2 separate regions of the Mus musculus genome follow, and region 2 is linked to region 1. A link is a loop called in an ENCODE intact Hi-C map of the cell type or tissue named here. Cell type or tissue: gastrocnemius. All regions are shown on one strand. Each heading gives the region's core, and the rest is flanking DNA. Links, peaks and the distances in the headings are about the cores only. Region 1 overlaps Patl1 (protein associated with topoisomerase II homolog 1 (yeast)). Region 2 overlaps Osbp (oxysterol binding protein).

Evidence for each region. Peaks named below come from ENCODE experiments on the same cell type or tissue, not always from the same donor. Only the 100,000 strongest peaks of a DNase experiment are listed, where the experiment ranks them.
Region 2: a loop joins it to region 1, with 2.1 times the contacts of the local background. A loop is called at or near these places in 6 of 42 quality-filtered maps.

Annotation. Positions count from the first base shown.
Region 1 is chr19:11,940,885-11,943,793 of GRCm38, forward strand. Patl1 (protein associated with topoisomerase II homolog 1 (yeast)) reads left to right here. Exons shown (of 19, transcript NM_172635.3): 17 at 1,745-1,836; 18 at 1,941-2,090; 19 at 2,447-2,909. The coding sequence ends at 2,468. Among named protein-coding and RNA genes, the nearest start is that of Gm22272, 8.7 kb to the left of the region's middle. In gastrocnemius, for the core only: no CTCF peak of the experiment used is centred there; no DNase peak of the experiment used is centred there.
Region 2 is chr19:11,991,531-11,994,439 of GRCm38, forward strand. Osbp (oxysterol binding protein) reads left to right here. Exons shown (of 14, transcript NM_001033174.1): 13 at 65-285; 14 at 370-2,584. The coding sequence ends at 512. Among named protein-coding and RNA genes, the nearest start is that of n-TFgaa6, 9.3 kb to the right of the region's middle. In gastrocnemius, for the core only: no CTCF peak of the experiment used is centred there; a DNase peak (open chromatin) is centred at 1,333; H3K27ac peaks cover 442 bases.

The sequences.
Region 1 (2,909 bases), core at 256-2,755:
CCCTCAGGACATACAGTGACCAGTTGTGCTCTTCCTGTTATTTAATCTCTGTTTTAATTTTGATAAGAGCAGTAGAAAACCAAGAAGTCATACAATATCCTGACTCTGGTGAAAATTTGCTTACATATATAATGCAGGGAAATTTTGTGGAAAAGAAAGATTATCCTTTGTAATACAAACACAGCAAAGTAGAATGAAATTCCAGAGAGAGTACTGCCAGCATCACATTTAACCTAGTGCTGTGGCATTTTCATTCCATGCCCTTTCAGAGTTCATGTTGCTGATTTTTAGGCTTCTATTAATAGCCTTTGTAAGTTTGTAGATTTCAGATAAGAAAATACTCTGTGCATACATGCACACTTTGGAATGATGTGCACATAGAGGCTATATAGTCAGAGGGTGGCATCAGGGCTCTTTCCTTGATTATTCCCCATCTTTGCTTTTTGAGATAAGTTCTCTGACTAAACTTGAAGCTCACTGTTGTGGCTAGACAGGCTGCCATGTGCGTTAGTGATTTGACAGGCTCCAGTTCCCAGAGGCCGAATCACAGGCACACACTACCATCCTCAGCTTTCTGTGATTTCTTGGGATTGAAGCTCAGGTCCTCACTCTTGCATGCAGGTACTTTACCAGCAGAGCTATTTTCCTAGCCTCCGGAGTATAATTTTTTTTTTAATTTCCTTTCAGCTTTGATTTTTTCCCCTTTGTATATTTCTCTATATTTTTGTTGATTTGTTTTGTTTTGCTTTTGAGCCATTGTTGTGTATTCCAGGCTGGCCCCTAACCTCCTGTGTAGTGTAGCCAAGGGTGACATTGAACTTTTAATTCTCCTGAATGCTGGGATTATAGGTTTATATGGTGCTGGGAATCAAACCTTGTGCATGCTAGAAAAGAATGCCACCAACTGAGCTATATCTCCAGGGTCCCATGTAGCTCTTAATGCCTTTTCTTATTTATAAAATAACTTTACTTAATTTTCTTTCTTCTAATTTTCCATGAACTTTGACTTTTCTTCTTAATCTCTTTTGATTCTTTTAAAAAAGAGAAAGACAAAATCATTAGATTATCAGTGACTGGTATGGAAAATATTTTCACAACAGGATAGGGTATACAGAAGTGGCTTTCTATGCTTGTCATTTGCTATGTGAGAAACTAAAATTTAGAGGAAAGACAACTTTAATTCCAGGCTTGCCTGACCTCTCCGCCTGGCTACACAAAGACTTTGGTATAGAGGCCGTCCCATTCAGTGCCATGGTCCTATCAGCTGATGTGGAAGAGGCTTAGGTGCACTGTATTTTGAGTTTTGCTGTTGTTGCTTTTAGATTTGTTTTATGTGTATGAGTGGATCTGTTTGTTTGCTGCGTGTGCATCCTGTGAATGCCAGCAGCTGGTTGTGAACTATTATGTGGCTTCTGGGAACTGAACTTTGATCCTCTTCAAGAACATGTGCTCTTAATTCCTGATCCATTTCTCCAGCCTTTTAGATATATTGTTAAGTTTTTTTTTTGTTTTTTTTTTTGTTTTTTTTTTTTTAAAGATTTATTTATTACATGTAAGTACACTGTAGCTGTCTTCAGACACTCCAGAAGAGGGAGTCAGATCTTGTTGCAGATGGTTGTGAGCCACCATGTGGTTGCTGGGATTTGAACTCTGGACCTTTGGAAGAGCAGTCGGGTGCTCTTACCCACTGAGCCATCTCACCAGCCCTATTGTTAAGTTTAATTCCATCTGATTTCTGTTATAGTTTGGCTTGTCACTGCTCCTAATCCTACTAAGCCGTGGAGAAGACCTACAGAGTTCAGATCCTGCTATAGAATCAACGCAAAATAACCAGTGGTCAGTATTGATAGCTTATCTCCTATTTTAAATATTTAAAATTATCTTTGCTCTCCTTCTCTTTCCCTTCTACTTCTCATACTGTTTTGGGTTTTCTCTCATAGGACAGAGGTGATGTTCATGGCAACCCGAGAACTTCTACGGATCCCCCAAGCTGCCCTGGCCAAACCAATCTCTATCCCTACAAATCTAGTGTCCCTTTTTTCTCGCTATGTTGACCGGCAGAAACTGAACTTGCTGGAAACAAAACTGCAGTAAGTTGTGAACACATTTCACTACCTTGGTATCTCAGACATCACACCATGGGGAGGATGAAGTGGAATGAGAGTAAGAGATTGAGACATCCATAGAGTGTGTGTGTGTGTGTGTGTGTGTGTGTGTGTGTGTGTGTGTGTGTGTGTGTGTGTGTATGTGTGGCGCGCGTGTGCGCACGCGCTAAAACAGATCACTGTATTGTGTGTGACAATACCTCAGAAAACAACACAAGCTGAGAGGCATCTAAGGTCTTGTATTATGAGAATTCTTGTAAAGACCATAACTTGAATGCAAAAGATTGATCCTGTTTTAACTTACTCATACAAACAAGTCGTCTTTCTCTTCATATCCTTAGGCTGGTTCAGGGGATACGGTAAAAGATCTCCAGAGTATCCTGTACCTCCTGTTGGCTGCCACCTGCACTGCTGCCATCACCAATGGAGTGTTTTTAATGAGGGAGGGGAGGTAGCTTATGACCCAAAGCAAAGTCTTGTGGGATCCATTCCTGTTTTCAGAAGTTAGCTCTGAATGCCAGGTATTCCCGCTGCTCTGATACTTCTGCTGGGTGGTACTTCTGCTGGTTTCTTTTACCTTCTGCGTTACACTTTTGCATGTCCTACTTTTACTCAATTCTTCTCAATTTTGCATTTTCTTTGCCCTAGAGACACAACAAACGTCCCTTTATCCCATCACCACTATTACAATTCAAAGTAGGTTGTAGTATACCAAAGGACTCCTTCCCGCTTTGAAGTCTTTTTTTCATCTCCCCTTATTAATATGATTATAGGAGAGTCAAAATTAAGTAGAAGTCAAGATAT
Region 2 (2,909 bases), core at 1-2,500, 50 kb after region 1:
CTCGCTCGCCCCTTTGGGTTGGTTCAGGCTGTGAGCTGCCTTTCCTGTGTGCTGCTGTCCTCAGGAAGAATGCAGAGAACATGTACTACTTCTCAGAGCTTGCCCTCACTCTCAATGCCTGGGAAGGTGGCACTGCTCCCACGGACAGCCGGCTGCGGCCCGACCAGAGACTCATGGAAAACGGGCGTTGGGATGAAGCAAATGCTGAGAAGCAGCGCCTGGAGGAGAAACAGCGGCTTTCCAGGAAGAAGAGAGAAGCAGAAGCTGCGAAAGCCACGGAAGATGGTAACAAGCCTGTCCCCTGCTCGGATTTCTTGATGTGTGGTGGGTGTCAGCTCTAACCTTGCTTTTCATTCTCTTTCCTTGTAGGCACACCACATGACCCCTATAAAGCACTGTGGTTTGAGCGGAAGAAGGACCCTGTCACCAGGGAGCTAACCCATATTTATAGTGGCGAGTACTGGGAATGTAAGGAAAAGCAGGACTGGGGTTCTTGCCCAGATATTTTCTGAAGCAGCTGTAACTCAAAGGAAGAGGGCTGATCGGAGAAGACGGCAGAGGATGTGCGGGAAGGCTGGCAGTTGGGACTCTTACCGAGTGCTTTCCTCAAATTTGTCTGTCTTAACCAATCACTTTTTCCAAATCAATCACCAGAAGCAGACACCCGTGGTGGTGATTGGCTGGTTGCCTTAGCTGATTGACGCTGAAATCGACGTAGTAGATGCCCATGTTTGTAAGGGAGTGGTTTAGTGGCTGGAAGTTAGTGTTCCTCTACATCTCAAAGGCAAGTAAGTGTGCTTCCCTCTCGGCCTCATTGAGATGATGTCATTGACCCTCACCTGTGTCCTGCTCAGCCAAGATCTGCATAAGATTGGGATTCAGGAGCATTTTGGTGCTGTTCAGAGCAAGAACTGATTTTAAAGTTCCTTTAAAAAGAAACACATAAGATTTACCCAGCAGAGGCATCACGCCTAGGTCTCAGTGTATGAAGTGTACTCACACGTGGGATTGCTGTAACAGGTCGTCGCGTGTAGATAACTAAGGCTTTGGAGCATCTGCAGGAGAGAGTGTTCTCTAGGGCTTGAATATTGAATTATGTTCTTGGAGATTTTATCTTCACTTGCATACAATTCCCCTCTGCGGTTTTGTCTACTTTGACAGCAACCAGGGGCCTCCTTGGTCGTTGATAAGAGGGTCACACGCTCCTCATAAAGGGGTTTTATGGACTCCCTCAGGTGGAGAACCTCTGCAAACACAGGCAGGGTGGGAGAAGACTGCTAGCCACTTGTACCTTCCCAGTCCCTCCTCATCCGTCTTTCGTTGCCTTTCTGGCTTCTGTTTCCTGGCACAGTACCATTTTGAGTTTGTGCCACAGTCTGGAGCAAAACATTGCCTGACCCATTCTGTATACTTCAGAATCTTAGAGAAGTTCCTCTGCAACAAATGTTTTCATCTTGAAAGTCCCAGTAGAATGGAGCCACTTCTGAAATAATGTGTTAAATCATCTGTATATTATATATATATATATATATATGTAGAGAAAATCTAATTTTTTCCCCCTTTCCCATGAAGAATCTTGGTTTTTTTATATCACCTGTCTCCCTGGGACTCTCTCAAGTGCGCGTTAATATGGGTTGGTGCCTCTGCTTTCCATGTTTGAGGGACATTGCAACCCCAAGCAGGGTCATGTGTGGCAGTTGCTGAGCAGGGACAAGGAGGAAGGTTTTTGTGCCTACCCTGCGGCTGCCTCAGCTCGGCTTTGCCGATCACACGTGGCTCTTGGAAAGGAAGTCCTGGTCTTTTTCCTGCCTCAGTTTCCTTCCCTAGGAGGCGTACGGGTAGAAAGTCAAGAGGGTGATTTCTAGCTTCCTTATGTCCCAGCTCAGGCTAAATCCCAAAAACGTTTCCTTCCAAGGATGAGAGCTAAGAGCGCTCGTGCTCTGTGGGAGCTGCTCCTGCTGGCACTGGCACCCTCCCTTTTTCTTTATTAGTTCTAGTTTCCTGTTCAGAAATGTAGCCCTTGTGCAACCCACCCTTGGTTGAGGGTCATAAATTGAGGTGCCTTCCTTGTGTACTTTTTGTTAGTGTTTTTGTTTTTGTTCCTTAACTGTTGAGCCTCAGCCAGTGTGGGTCCTTGGGGAAAATAACCATTCCAGAGGAAGCTATCCCTCCAGGGAAATTGGATTTTACTGGGTAAATTAGTATTTTCAGTCCGTTCCCACTGACTCTCCTTCCTTAGATAAAATGATCAAAGATTGAGCACTAGGGAATTTCCTCCTAAGAAGGCTTCCCCAGCACAAGGGGTTACTCCAGGGAGGCCCATAAAATGGGCGCCGTCTCGGAGGCTTTGGATAGAATGGAAATTTCCCAAGGAACCTCTGTGCTTTCCCCTTTCCCTCTATCTGCACTACATTTCTAGCTTGATTCCCAGATCCCTGCTAATGGAAGAAGCTTAGAAGTCCTGAAGATGGAATAAAGTCACATGAAAGCAAAATAAGACTATATATATATTTTCAGTTTTTTTGCCTTATTGCTTTTTTTCAAAAAAAAAAAACTACTAAATTAAATAATTTTTAAAAAGCTATATTGTCTGATTTGCTTCTACTCCTAATAGTCAGGAAATAGTGGTGGACAGAGGGAGACCTGGCCAGTGATGATTTGCTCTGTGTGGGAACTTTATTTTATGTATATGAGTGTTTGGCCTGAGAGTAGTGTGTATGTGTACTGTGTGCATGCCTGGTGGCCACAGCAGCCAGATGACTGTGTGGAAAGGTGAGTCAACATGTGGGTCTGGGAACCAAACTGAGGGTCTCTTGCAGAGCAGCAAGTGCTCTTAATGGCTAAGCCATCACTCAAGCTCCTATAGTCCAGTTCTTCACCATTGTTCCAGGCTGTGTGTCACATCCTGC